Regions from separate parts of the Homo sapiens genome. Here region 2 is linked to region 1. Evidence: read pairs that join two places in POLR2A ChIA-PET (ENCODE). Cell type or tissue: MCF 10A. All regions are shown on one strand. Links, peaks and the distances in the headings refer to the core of each region. The heading gives the core; the rest is flanking DNA.

What was found. Peaks named below come from ENCODE experiments on the same cell type or tissue, not always from the same donor. Only the 100,000 strongest peaks of a DNase experiment are listed, where the experiment ranks them.
Region 2: POLR2A ChIA-PET joins it to region 1 with 5 read pairs; 3 of 35 experiments call an interaction of 5 or more read pairs at or near these places.

The regions. Positions count from the first base shown.
Region 1 is chr20:56,602,419-56,610,002 of GRCh38, forward strand. No RefSeq gene overlaps it. Among named protein-coding and RNA genes, the nearest start is that of TFAP2C, 23 kb to the right of the region's middle. RefSeq lists an enhancer at 3,857-5,056. In MCF 10A, for the core only: no CTCF peak of the experiment used is centred there; a DNase peak (open chromatin) is centred at 4,283.
Region 2 is chr20:56,979,361-56,986,944 of GRCh38, forward strand. LOC105372683 (a long non-coding RNA gene) reads left to right here. Exons shown (of 4, transcript XR_936898.3): 3 at 4,396-6,002; 4 at 6,100-6,444. Among named protein-coding and RNA genes, the nearest start is that of BMP7-AS1, 230 kb to the right of the region's middle. In MCF 10A, for the core only: no CTCF peak of the experiment used is centred there; no DNase peak of the experiment used is centred there.

The DNA.
Region 1 (7,584 bases), core at 1,854-5,853:
TAGATAATAATGCAGAAGAATGGACAAGTATATTGCCAGGTGGTAGATTTATATAAAATTGCAAAGAATAAGATCCTCGTTATAAAAGCTGTATGTGAGGCCAGGCGTGGTGGCTCACGCCTGTAATCCCAGCACTTTGGGAGGCCGAGGTGGGTGGATCACCTGAGGTCAGGAGTTCAAGACCAGCCTGGCCAATATGGTGAACCCTCATCTCTACTACAAAATACAAAAATTAGCCGGATGTGGTGGCGGGCACCTGTAATCTCAGCTACTAGAGGGGGCTGAGGCAGGAGAATCACTTGAACTCGGGAAGTGGAGGTTGCAGTGAGCCGAGATGATGCCACCGCACTCCAGCCAGGGTGACAGAGCGAGACTCTACCTCAAAAAAAAAAAAGCTGCATGCAGATATATGTACTTAAATATATAGAAAAGGGACTCACAGGATATTTACCATGTTTCCTTCTGGGGAGAAGCGAGGCAATTCCTACTTGTTGGTATGGGAAGAGCACCTACCAGGGCAGAGTCTGAGAGAAATATCCTATTAACCTCAGGAATAATGTTCAATTCTGGGAAAAAGCCAGGAAGATGGACATTTATGTGTTCCATGGCAATACACGTATACATATTTTAAGAGTATTTTATAACCAAAATGTACGTATGCCTTCCTGGATTTTAAAAATACATTAATACCAAAAGCTAACAAAGTTATCAAGTGGAAAAAAATGCAAGTCTCTGTCTTTACCCACCCACCACTCACCTGCCTTCCCCACTTCCAGGCAGCCACCATAAACAATGTTCCCTTAGATGTGGAATTGTTCCTTTGTAAGTAAATATTGTTGTTAAGAGAAAATGCTAATAGCAAGGGTTTTCTGCAGCGAATTTTGATGGCTATGCATTGGGTGTGGTCACGGGAGGAGAAAGAAATTAAACCATCCCTCCAATGGAGGGGGAAAAAAGGAAAGAAAGGAAGAAAGGAAAGAGAAGACGATGACCCACAAAATGAGTACCTCTGAGTCTGATCCGAAACCCTTCTACACATAGTGTACAGGCACAACAGTTGACCACCAGGCCTTAATTATTATTATTATTATTTTTTTTTTTTTTAAAGCAGAGTTTCGCCCTTGTTACCCAGGCTGGAGTACAATGGCACAATAGCGGCTCACCGCAACCTCTGCCTCCCAGATTCAAGCGATTCTCCTGCCTCAGCCTCCCGAGTAGCTGGGATTACAAGCATGTGCCACCACGCCCGGCTAATTTTGTATTTCTAGTAGAGACATGGTTTCTCCATGTAGGCCAGGCTGGTCTCGAACTCCCGACCTCAAGTGATCTGCCCGCCTCGGCCTCCCAAAGTGCTGGGATTACAGGAATGAGCCACTGCACCCGGCCAATTTTTATTATTTTAAAATTGTATGTAAAGATGGAGACTCACTATGTTGCCCAGGTTGAACTCCTGGGTTCAAGCATTCTTCCTGCCTGCCTAGGCCTCCCAAGTGCTGGGATTACAAGTGGGAGCTACTGCACCCAACCCTGCCCTTTAAATAATATTGATGTTAATTAGAATAAGAGCAGCAGCTATTGTGCTTGATCCTGTTTCTTTTTCTTTCTTTTTCTTCTTCTTCTTTTTTTTTTTTTTTTTTTGAGACAGAGTCTCCCTCTATTGTCCAGGTTGGAGTGCAGTGGCACGATCTCTGCTCACTGCAACCTCCGCCTCCTGGGTTCAAGTTATTCTCCTGCCTCAACCTCTGGATTAGCTGGGATTACAGACGTGCCTCATGCCCGGCTAATTTTTGTATTTTTAGTGGAGACGGGGTTTCACCATGTTTGCCAGGCTGGTGTTGAACCCCTGACCTCAAGTGATCCACCTGCCTGGGCCTCCCAAAGTGCTGAGATTACAGGTGTAAGCCACCATGCCTGGCCCTTTTTCTTTTTTATAAATTGAGACAGGGTCTCGCTTTGTCACCCAGGCTGGAGTGCAGTGGCACAAACTCTGCTTGCTACAGCCTCAACCTCCTGGGTTTGAGCAATCCTCCTGCCTCAGCCTCTCGTGTAGCTGGGACCACAGGCACATGCCACCATGGCTGGTTAATTTTTAAATTTCCTGTAAAGACGGGGTCTTGTAGAGAACAGCCTAGGCTGGTCTGGAACTCTTGGGCTCAATCAATCCTCCTGCCTCAGCCTCTCAAAGCGCTTGGATTACAGACGTAAGCCACTGTGCCTGGCCTACCCATGGGGGTCCCAACTGCCACATTTTCTGCCGCTTGGGTTCACCCATCCCTCTCCTCCACCCGTCCCTCCTTTCTCAGTATTGTAAAACACACCCCGACCTCATATCATTTTACCCAGAAATATATCAGTGTCCATCTAAGCAGATAAAGGCGTTCTTGCTTGTTTGTTTTTCTAACGCCCAGTGTGATCGTCACTCCCAGTACACGTTAATAAAAATTTCTGGGCTGGGTGCAGTGGCTTGTGCCTGTAATCTTAGCACTTTGGGAGGCCAAGACAGGGGAATGGCTTGAGGCAAGGAATTTGAGACCAGCCTGGACAACAGAGTGAGACCCCCATCTCCACACACACACACACACACACACACACACACACAAATTAGCGCGGCGTGGTGGTGGAAGGCTGTGGTCTCAGTTACTTGGGAGGCTGAGGTGGGAGGATTGCTTGAGCCCAGGAGGTTGAGGCTGCAGTGAGCCATGATTGTGCCACTGCACTCCAGCCTGAGTGACAGAGTGAGACCCTATCTCAAAATAAATAAATAAGCCAGGCACTTATTAATTCTGTGACTCCCATCTGTAATCATAGCACTTGGGGAGGCTGAGACAGGAAAATTGCTCAAACCTGAGAGGGGGAGGTTGCAGTGAGCAGAGATCATGCCACTGCACTCCAGCCCGGGCAACAGAGTGAGTGAGACTTCATCTCAAAAAATAATAATAATAAATGAATAATAATTTCTTACCATCTAACAACAGGTCCCCTTTTCAATTCTGTGCTTTTAAATGAGACCAGAGGAAGAGCTGGAAAGCTTTGGAAACTTGCCAAACATTGTAAAGCACTTAAATGAATGTCTTCAAGGGCTGTGCTCAAAGTGTGATCCCCAGGCAGGGCCACCAAACCACCCTGGAGCTTGCTAGAAATGCAAAATCCCAGGCCCAGGGCCCCAGATCCAGTGGAACTGAACTACCGCTGGACCAAAACCAATGGATCATTAAAGTTTAAGGTTGGCTATCTCCACTGTGTGGAAGGCAGTGGCTGGTCCTCTCTGAATTAATCTACTTTTTCTTGAGGCCTGGATCTTGCTGGTTGATAGCAGCTTCACTGAGTCTTCCCACCAGCAGTGAGAGCCTGCCATGTGTTAAACATCAACCAGGCCTATGGGGACAGTTGAGGTCACTGCCGTTGACAGGCTCCTATTCTAGTGCAAGATACAGACAAGAAGCTAATAAATGATAAAGAAATAGAGTAATCCCAGGTTGTGATTATTAACATATGAGTTGTGCGAGGCCTCCCCAACAAGCCTATTGAAATTGCACCAGCAGAGCCAGGTGCGGTGGCTCACACCCGTAATCCCTGCACTTCAGGAGGCTGAGGTGGGCGGATCACCTAAGGTCAGGAGTTGGAGAACAGCTGGCCAACATGGTGAAACTCCGTCTCTACTAAAAGTACAAATATTAGCTGGGAATAGTAGCACCTGCCTGTAATCTCAGCTACTAGGGAGACTGAGGCATGAGAATCTTTTGAACCTGGGAGGTGGAGGTTGCAGTGAGCCGAGATCGCACCACTGCACTCTAGCCTGGTTGACAGAGCAAGCAAGACTCAGTCTCAAAAAAAAAAAGAAAAGAAAAGAAAAAGAAATGGTTCCAGCGCCTAAGGTGTCCTCCCCCTCTGGCTTTACTTTGCCCTGTGGCCCTGTTTCCAGATGCTGGGCCATGCATCTTACTACTTATTTGCTCATTGCTTTTCTCCCAGGCCAGGAAGTAATCATCACACACAGACTGCCATATACCCACCCTTAGGACACAGAAGGAGTAGGAGAAATACTTGTTGAATGAAAGCTACTATGACTTTTCAAACAATGAGAGTGCCTAAAAGTGATCAATACCTGATTAGCGATTGTTTTTTAATACATCTGATTCCTACCCATGGGAAGAGTTCCTATGTGGAATGAGGCTACAATTCTTTCACTGAAAATAAATTGCACCCTATCCTGGGTGCTGCTCCAACCTCACCTCAGGGCTGGGAGCCTGGTGCTGCCACACCCTTGCCCTGAGCAGAAGAATCCGGAAGAAGCCTTTGGCCAGAGCCGCAGGTGAGTCATTTGAGGACTCTATGCCCTTGTGGCCATCCTTCGGTCACCTGTCTGGAATTTTATTTTTTTTAGCCCCCGGGCTCTGCACCAAAGAGCTGGCTTTTTTTGTTGTTGTTCCAGCTATACCTAAAAGGGACCAGCCTCATTCATATAAAGATCTCAGATCTCTCAAAAGGCATCTACAAATTAAGAGTAATTCTGCTCAAAATTAAAGGAAAAACATTTTTTTGGCGGAGGAGGGAATTGTGTAGAGTTGAAGAAATCCAAGAGATTGTAAAGTTCTTGTGGAGGGTGGAGTCAGTGAGAGGAGGCAGAGAAACAAGGCGAAGGCCTTTGCGCTCCATCTGGTATCTGTGTCCAATAGATGGTTTCACCCACAGCATGGCAGAGTCCAGCAAGGATCCAAGAATATGCAGGAATCAGGGAAATGATGAAGACAGCACTTTAAATGGGAGGGATTTTTAAGTAAATGCTATTAGGCCAATCAACTGGAAGTCTATTCATTTGCAAACAGTAACATGAGGCTTCCTCCTCAAACCCCAAACACATATACACGCACATTCCACAGTTCCACACGGGCTCAAGACCCAAACCAAAAAAACAAATTCTATGAGAATGCTTGATACAAGACTAATAAAAAGAAGACTGGGCCAGGTGCGGTGGTGGCTCATGCCCATAATACCAACACCTTGGGAGGCCTAGGCAGGAGGATCACTTAAGGCCAGGAGTTTGAGACCAGCCTGGGCAGCACGGTGAGACCCCCGTCACTACAAAAAATACAAAAATTAGCTGGGTGTGCTCGCATGCTCCTGTGGTCCCAGCTACTCACCGGGCTGAGGTGGGAGGATCGCTTGAGCCCAGGAAATGGAGGCTGCAGTGAGCCCCGATTGAGTGATTGAACCTGGGTGACAGAGCATGACCCCGTCTCAAAAAAGAAAAAAAAAAAGAAACTACACTTTCAGGGATAATTTCTATAGTTGGTTACTAGAGAAGTTTCTTTAAATATGTAGAGCACCATTTAAACAGAATAATAAAAAGGCTGTGAGCAGTGGCTCATGCCTGTAATCCCAGCACTTTGGGAGGCCGAGGTGGGCAAATCGCTTGAGGCCAGGAGTTCGAGACCAGCCTGGCCAACATGGCAAAACCCCATCTCTATGAAAAATCCAAAAATTAAGCCGGGTGTGGTAGCTCATGCCTGTAATCTCAGCACTTTGGGAGGCCAAGGCAGACAGATCACCTGAGGTTGGGAGTTCAAGACCAGCCTGGCCAAAATGGTGAAACCTCGTCTCTACTAAAAATACAAAAATTAGCCAGGTGTGGTGGTGCATGTCTGTAATCACAGCTACTCAGGAGGCTGAGGCAGGAGAATTGCTTGAACCTGGGACGCGGAGGTTGCAGTGAGCTGAGATTGTGCCACTGCACTCCAGCCTGGGTGACAGAGCAAGACTCTGTCTCAAAAAAAAAAAAAAAAAAAAAGAGAAAGAAAAATACAAAAATTAGCCGGACTTGGTGGTCCACACCTGTAATCTCAGCTGCTCGGAGGCTGAAGCGGGAGAATCACTTGGACCAGACCCTGGAGACAGAGGTTGCAGCGAGCAGAGATTGCATCACTGCACTCTAGCCTGGGCAACAGAGTGAGACTCCATTTTAAAATAATAAGAAGAAGAAGAAGAAGAAAAAGAGAAAGAACACTAAAAAGATAGTGCAATGGTAACATGAGCAAAGAGCTTAAACAGGTAGTTCACTGAAGAAGGAATACAAGTAAATACAGTAAATACCAGAAGAGTTGTCATCACCATACCATTTCTACCATCAGGGCGCACAGATACTAAAATGACAAACAAACAGAAAATGAGACATAGCTGGAGATACCGTCGAAGAAGGGCCAAGAATGTTGCTTGGCAAATTCATGTAAAAGAGCAGTAAGATCTTCTTTAAAAAAGCTGTGTGCAGAAATATGTACTTAAATACAGTATATAGAAAAAGGACTCAATGGCTACAGACTTCTTAATCCTGGTTATTTCTGTGGAGAAGCTAGGGAGTTCCTACTTGTTATAGTGTACCAAGTGGAACATCCATTGCAGGTGAACTTACCAGGACACAGGCTCTCTTCTTCGCTGTCGGCAGGGGTCTAATTCAATTGATGGGAGCATTTGAGAACCTAAATGTAGCATTAGCTAAAAACTCTTGGACACTACACCCTCCCTTCTTGCATTTACCCTATAGCATGTACCTGTATGATTCTGTAAGTCCTATAGATACTATGGGGGATGGATCCATTACATTCTGTAGCATTGAACTTCCCAAATGCTCACAGCCCTTAGGTCCTAAACAGCCTGTGGGGTGGCTTTTGCTTGGGCCACAGGCTATATTAAAATATATTGCAATCAAGCAGGGGAATAGTTTAATCTTAAAGCAAGTGGTTTAGCACCTGGTGTGAGAATCTCGCTTGAGCCGCCTGCCTGGCCCTAAAGGGGACATCTCTAAACATCTGCCTCTGGGGTTCTGAAGTGTGCAGTGGGGAGTCACCTTCACAGAGAGGACTTGCTGTGACCTGTAAGACACCATGCCTCTTCTCTTTCCTTCCGAGTGCTGCCTGACAGTGTCCTAAGTATTTGTTTGTGGTGGTTTATCCTCCCCAATCATGGTAAGCTTTGTGAGATCAGGGGCTTTGTTGCTTTTGTTCCCCGGGGTCCCCAAGCCAGGCCTGGCATCTGGGAGGTGCTCAGAGTGTATCTGTTACAGGAACAAGAAAGTCTTATCCACCGCCCATGCAGCTTAAGTAAAGCATTGTATTTACTAAACACTCGCTGTGGTCCAAATGCTTTGTTGAGCAAGGTAGATAAGAGGATGGATGTTTGTGGACTGAAAGAACCAGCTCCTGACCCCACCCTTAGTGCTCCAATTCTGGCTGAGCTCTGGGTGCCCCAGGGCCTTGCTATCCCTTCCCCTCCCCCTGCTTCCTCTAAGAATCTTCTCCATCCTTCAAGACCCTCAGGATTGCTGCGAAGCTCTCTCACCCCTGGACTGGACCAGACCACCCGTAGCCTCCCATAGCACCCTCCTGTATCACCTCTGTAAATGCTGGGCTGGTTATGGAACTGTCCACCAAGTGCGAAGGTTTATCTCCCACTGCTGATGGGAAGCCCCCTGAAGATGGGGATTTTTGGCCTCTTTTTTTTTTTTTTCTTTGAGACAGGGTCTCGCTGTCGCCCAGGCTGGGGTGCAGCTGCACAATCATGGCTCACCACAGCCTTGACCTCTCAGGCTCA
Region 2 (7,584 bases), core at 1,700-5,699, 380 kb after region 1:
ACAGAGGTGGGAGGGAGGGCTGAGTGGTTGAGGCAGTGCACACAGTTGTGCAAGGGCCCGGGGGCAGGAGGAAATTTGGTGTGACAGAAGGACTGAAGGCAGTGTGGCTGGACAGTTGGGCTGTCCAGAGCATTGGGACCATGCTAAAGATTTTATTCTTGATCCTAGGAGCAATGGGAATCTATCAAATCATTTTAAGCAGGAGCCAGATTTGACTCTATGCACATTTTTGTTTGTGTTTGTTTGTTTGTTTTGAGATGGAGTCCGGCTCTGTCGCGCAGGCTGGAGTGCAGTGGCGCGATCTCGGCTCACTGCAACCTCCATCTCCTGGGTTCAAGCAATTCTCCTGCCTCAGCCTCCCAAGTAGCTGGGATTACAGGTGCATGCCACCATGCCCAGCTAATTTTTCGTATTTTTAGTAGAGATGGGGTTTCACTGTGTGAGCCAGGATGGTCTCCATCTCCTGACCTCGTGATCCGCCCACCTCGGCCTCCCAAAGTGCTGGAATTACAGACGTGAGCCACCGTGCCCAGCCATCTCTATGCACATTTTAAGACATGTCTGCAAATATTTTCTGTAAAGGGCCAGATAGTAAATCTTTCAGGCTTGGGGGAGCATAGGGTGGAAATGGCTCAACTCTGCCCACAGAGTGCAGAAGCAACTGTAGACAATAAGCAAAGAATGAAGAAGTGCAGCTGCCTGTAGCAAGCAGGAGGCCCACAAAAGGGATATCGATTATTACTGAGGACATGACTGCAAGTTATGATTCACTCACTCCTGCATTCACCCATTCAACAGATACATTAAGTACCTGCTACAGGTGAAGCATTCTTAATCTGAAAATCTGAAATGCTCCAAAGCTCAAAACTTTTTGAGTGTTGACACCATGCTCAAAGGAAACACTCTTTGGAGCATTTGGGATTTCAGAGTTTGTGTGTGTGCGTGTGTGTGTGTGTGTGTTTAATTTCATTTTTTAAACTAGAGACAGGGTCCTACTGTATTGCCCAGGCTGTCTCAAACTTCCGGCCTCGAGTGACTCTCCCACCTCAGCCTCTCAAAGCGCTGAGATTACAGGCATAAGCCACTGCACCTGGCCGGGATCTCAGATTTGGGGATTACGCATGCTCAACTGGTAAGTATATTATAAATATCCAAAATCTGAAAAACACCCAAACTCCAAAACCCTTCTGATGGCAAACATCTCTGGTGATTGATAATCAGCCTGTGTGTATGTGCCAGGCACTGTCCTCCGCAGTGGGGAAACCGCAGAGAACGAAACACTTCCCATCTGAGTGAAGCTTGTGCTGTCGTGAGAGAGGCAGATGATAAACCATGAATAGGTAACATAGTGTCAGGGAGAGATGAATGCTAGGAAGAAGAAAAATAGGAAAGGAATGGGAAGTGATGGGGGTCTCCTTTAAATAGGAGGGGCAGGGAAAGTCTGAGGAGGTGACACTGAGCTAGGACCTGAATGCAGACAATTGGGCGGGGGAGCCTTCTTAGCAGCAAAGAGCACATACAAAAGGCTGGAGGCAGGATTGTGCTTTGGGTGTTGAGGGAGCCAGCGGTGAGAGATGCAATCTCCAAGCCTGTGGCTATAAGATGTAAACTTGAGAAGTGTACAGAGACACACTGTTAAACTACACACACCATGAAGAACAACATTTCACCCAGCAGGATTAAGCTATTTCCATTTGTGCGTTCAGTAGATGTATTGAACCTACCTGTGACCCAACCCGATCCCCTCTGGCCTCCAAAGATTTGGGCCAGTAAAGACAAAGACCTGGCCGACCTGTGTAGACTGAAGAATCCCAGCCTCCGGCTCAGTGTCCACAGGCCAGGCTTAGGGAAGAGTTTGTGTGTGAAGTGACAGACCATAGGACTGAGCCACAATCTAGGCTCGGAGTCTTTGAAGCTAATGACCAAGCTAATGATACACAAACCCGGGAGTTGAAGAGGACCCCCGACCAAAACTCTAAATTAGCCTAACCTCAAACTGTGTCAAACTCAGCCAAAAAAATGTTATGAGCTTGGTTTGTTGTTTCCTCCCACCCTCTCTGCCTCCTTCCCTTCCCTAAAATACAGGATGGGTAGGAAAGAATCTTGCTTTGCAAGAAATAACAAACACAATCACGATGTTTATGAAGACTTGACGTGTGCTAAGTGGTTTACACTGTCAGAAAGGAATTATGAAATAGACAGAAAAAGATTACTAAATCTCTAACATTCTCTTTAGTTATCTGATTCTATAAGAGCCGTTGCTTTTCATTGTCTTTATTGATAGTAATACAGATGCTTTCTTTTTTTTCTTTTCTTTCTTTCTTTTTTTTTTTTTTTTTTTGAGATAGTCTCATCCTGTTGCCCAGGCTGGAGTGTAGTGTTGCAATCTCAGCTCACTGCAACCTCCACCTCCCAGGTTCAAACAATTCTCCTGCCTCAGCCTCCCAAGTAGCTGGGATTACAGGTGTGCACCATCGTGCCTGGCTAATTCTTGTATTCTTAGTAAAGGCAGGGTTTCACCATGACGGCCAGGCTGGTGTCGAACTCCTGACCTCAGGTGATTGACCCGCCTCAGCCTCCCAAAGTGCTGGGATTCCAGGCCTGAGCCACCGCGCCGGCCAGATGATTTCATCTGTAGAAATGCAAATGTTTTGTCCCTGGAAACACTATTTTTGCTCTGTGACTATTAACTAGTTCTGCATCTATTGGTAAATTCATTTCAGCATTTCTGATTGCCTATCTATGTGTGTGTTTGAATTATCCTTTGAACTATTTGTAACATCTTACTGAGTGCCTGGTTAATTTTAAGAGTTAAGTAAAAATCTTTGTTTTAGATTTATAGAAGAGTCATGATTTTGTCTTTAAAAATATGCTTTAATAACATGCATAATCTTATTTCCAACCCTGTGAGGTGGCTATCATTACCATCATCCCCATTTTACAGACTTACAGAGGAAAATCGAGGCCTAGGTGTCATGAAATTTGCCCAAGGCCGTCCACAGGTCATTGCTTGAGCCAAGCTTTGCACCCAGGCAATTTGAACCCAGAGCTGAATCTGTTCACCACTATACCACGTGGTTCCTGTTGTGTAGCCTTTCATCACTGTATGGTGTGACAGGCTCACCCCCAACTGGGCTGCTGCATTTCAAGTTGGTGACCTTGATGTTGGCCCTTCAGGATTCCCCAGTGTTCAGTGCCTTTGTAGTTGTCCAGTGTGGCCAGCTCCACTGGGAACCCCACGGAGAAGGCGTGAGGCCTTTTCCTCCACTGTGTTCTTCTCTGAATGCCTACTGCAGAGCTCTGACCTGTGTGGGTGCAGCCAGGTTCTTACTGATGGGGAATGGGAAGCCAATTGATAGAGGCCTTAAAACCTCCAGCTTGGCCACATGCTGGGGCTCATGCCTGTAATCCCAACACTTTGGGAGGCCAAGGCAGGAGGATCACTTGAGCCTAGGAGTTTGAGACCAGCCCGGGCAACTTGGCAAAACCCTGTCTCTACAAAAAACACAAAAATTAGCTGGGAGTGGTGGTGTGCACCTGTAGTCCCAGCTACTTGGGGGGCTGAGGGGGTGGATTGTTGGAGCCCAGGAGGTCGAATCTGCAGTGAGCCATGATTGCACCAGTGCACGTCAGCCTGGGCAACAGAGCGAGACCCCTGTCTCCCACCAAAAAACCCACCTCCAGCTCAGAGTCTGTACTTGTTCCTCAATGACACTGAGGTCTACTGCTTTTATTTGTTTAACAGAATAAATGCAAAGCAATAGTATGATTGCTATCACAAGAATGTCAAATTCTTTAAGGTAGCAAAGAACAACTATAACCTGAGAATGTTACTAGCTGATAGATGGATTGGCTTTTAAAAACACCCAGAAACTATTGAACCACAGATATTATCTGAAGGGAGAATGAACAAATTAATGTTTCATTTAGTTGCTGTTCCTGTATGAAATTCTAACCACAGCTCAATGGAGTCAGAACCCCAATATTGCTGTGGTGTGTTTTGTGAGCAGTATTTGTATTTGCATGCTGTGGTATTGCCAGCTAACAGTTACTAAGCACTTTGCATCCAGATCCTTTGTAAATATTTTATATACATGTTCTCATTTAATCTTTAAGTGACTCTATGGTGTAAGTTCTATTATTAGCTTTGTTTTATGGATGAAGTGACTGAGGTCCAGAGACATAGCCACTTGCCAAAGGCCCCAAATCTGCTAAGTGGAGCTGCCAATCAAACTCCCCTGCACATACATAATTCACACTCATTCTAGAAGAAGAGGAAAGCTCAGAGAGGGAGTCAAAACTCCATTTCTAGTATTTCCTTCCAACAGGGAACCCTGTCCTCCCTCTGAAGGTAGCACTCTCACTTTAATTTCTAAAATAACTTTTGTTTCCCAGCTTCCTGATGGAGTAGCCAACCTTGCAGATGGCCCTCGATGATCGGCAGTACCTGGTCTTCATGTGCTTGTGTTGTTCCTCAATATTGTCCCTCAAATGTTGAATCAGGACTACAGTGGAAATTATAATGTGACTTCTGAGGCCAGGTCATAAAAGGCATTGCTGCTTCTGCCCTGGCCTCTTGGATTGCTTGCTCTGTGAGAAGCTAGCTGCCATGTTGTGAGGACACTCAAGCAGCTCTGTGGAGAGGCCCATATGGAGAGGAACTGAAGGCTGGGCAACAGCCACACCAACTGGCCAGCCAAGGAAATGAACTATCTTGGAAGTGGGTCCCTAGCTCCAGCCAGATGCATGTAGCCCAGCTAAAAACTGAATGCACCCTTAGAGCTCCCAAAACAGAACATTCCATCCAAGGTGCTCTCAAATTCTTGAACCAGAGAAACTAGAAGAGATAACAATTATTTTTCTTTTAAGTTCCTAAGTGTTGGGGTAACTTGTTATGCAGCAAAGCATAACTAATAAATATTTAGTTCCTAGAAGCAAGATGCTGCTGTAACAAAAATCTAAAAATATGAGAGTGGTTTTGGGACCAAGAGTGGGAAAAAGTTGTAGAGACCATGAAGAGAGTGTGAGGGAAAGCCTAAATGGTCTTAAAGAGACTGTTTTCAGAAATATGATGGCCTTCAAGGAGGCTATTGGTAAGATCTTGAAGAAAATTGAGGAACATGTTACTGGAAGCTGGAAGAAAGGGGATTCTTACCCATGGAACAGCAGAACATCTAGCACATTTTGTTAACATGGAAAATAGAAAATGTACCTACTGAACTGGGTGATCCAGCTAAAAAGATTTCCAGGCAGAGTGGTATAGGTGCCACCTTGATTTTCGTTGCTACTTTGAGTAAAAATCAGAGGAAAGATAAGCTAAAGAAGAAAAAAACCTATTTATTACAAAAGAGGCAGAAACTGCAGGGTTTGAAAATGCCCAGTCTGTCAAGGTAACAGACAATGTGAAAATTTTAAAAACATTTTGAGACAAAGATAAAATCCAAAGTACAGCCAGAAAAACAGAGCGTAAAGATGAAACTAAGGTGTGGCTGCAAGGTTTTCTTGTTTAGACCTCAGAACTATGCAAGGTGTAGTCTTTCAGCCACTTCATAGCATCCTAAAGTAGAAAAGAGATTTGCGGGTGTAGCTTTTGTCTAACAGAGTGAATGTCAATAAGATTCATAGGACACTTGCAAAAATTTTAAGAGAATTTCACTAGCAAAAACATTGCCAGCTTTGACTGAATAGAAAAGAAACACTACAAGATGAACTGAAGACTTCTATTGGCAAATAAACTACTCAACTGCAAAAACACGTTTACTTTTATGAAAAAGAAAAGATAATTCAGGGATTAGAAGCAAGAACCCAGAAGACAGAGCCAAGAGCTGTAAAGAATCATTTTCAGCAGTAACAGGACTGAGTCCTGGCCAAGGAACTTGCATAATGTTCCTGGCTAGACTTCAAAATTTATCAATAATAGACAATCAGTGTACCTAGTAACTACCTGAAGCACACAGAGAAATCAAAAAGGATTCATTAGAGAAGGAAAACTTGCCAAGCAGGTAGGAATCTGATTTACAATTGCTTTTTTTAAAAAAAGACACCTATGGTGGAGCTTTCTTGACTAATTTTCTTCCTTGCATTATTCTTGATACACAGAGAAGCCAAACCAGTGATTCATCCATGACTCAGTCATAAATAAAGTGGCAAGTGGGATGCTGACTGACTTTGGCACCTGAATTCTAAGGTGCTACAGAAGTGTGGATTTTTATCAACAAACTAACACAGAGTTGAGGTTTTCAACTCCACTACTATGAGCCCTGGGACTTCCAAAGAGATGTCTCTCGGTCTTTCTTGGGGAGGAGTAAAGGTGAGGGTTGCTTTCTCCTTCAATTCAGCTTGAAACAACTCTGCTTTTTGTTCAAAAATTTATACACACATATGTGTAGTCTTTGTACATGAAAATGTAAAGAAGAAAATAAAATTGGTACAGATTAAGCCCAAGACAACTCCTACTTTCATTAATATAATTGCACGAGGTTAGCATGGTAGGTGTTCTGATGAATATGCTCCACCTCCATTCCACCCTCCCTCTAGCATCCCTGCTTGTAAGGCAGAGGCTATAAAGATGAAAATCATATTTCCTGGACTCTTTTGCAGCTAGATTTCTGGATGTGAATTAGATTCTGCTAAATGGATGTACCTGTGTGGAATTTGGAAGGTGAGGCAGGTGCCATTGTCCTGCCCCTTTTGGATGTGAGAGATGGGGTTTACTGCAGCTGCAACCCCCTGTGCATTTTCCAGCTTGTTCATTGTTGAGAAGCAGGTACGGTCATGTGCTCTCGAACTCTGTGGTTCTATTGGCAACCTCAGAGTTTGTAGCCCCATGCAAGGCCAGTTCTGCATGCTATGGGAGTCTTTCTTGGAAGAACACATTGGATTCCAGTCCCCAAAGCTCCCAGTGGTCTTGCAAGCACCGTGTTTCTTACATTAAACCCTGGAATGTTTTCTATTTCTTGCTTTGAAACTTGACTGATATGATTAAATAATTAAACATTACAGAAATAAACAAAAAGTAAAAGCTTCCCTCCCTATCCCAATTCCAATTTTTCTTTGTAACATATTTATTATTTCAGAAAACTTTTCTTTGAAAACCTCTTTATAGATAAGTGCATATATTGTTAAAATATGTTGTTATATATGTAAAATACATATATGTATTATATTATGTAATATTACTCAAAAAAGTCATAATATAGCTATGGTCTTGCATATTGATTTTTTAAATTACAAATCTTTTTGAACCTCAATGAGAACCCCTCACCAGAATGACTAAAAAAAGAAAAAACCTGACACTAGTAAGTGTTGACAAGGACCGGGAGCAATAAGAACTCTCATACATTGCTGGTGTGAGAATTGTAAATTAGTTGGACCACTTTGTAAAACTGATTGGCAGTTTTCATTAAAGTTAAATATACACCTATCCACTGCCTCAGCAGCTTGTCCACAAAAAGACTCATACAAGAATGTTCAGAGCAGCTTTACTATATTAGTCAAAAAGTAGAAACAACCCAAATGTCCCATATGTAAATGAATAACAAATTGTGTTATAACCTATAATAGAATGTTACATAGCAATGAAAA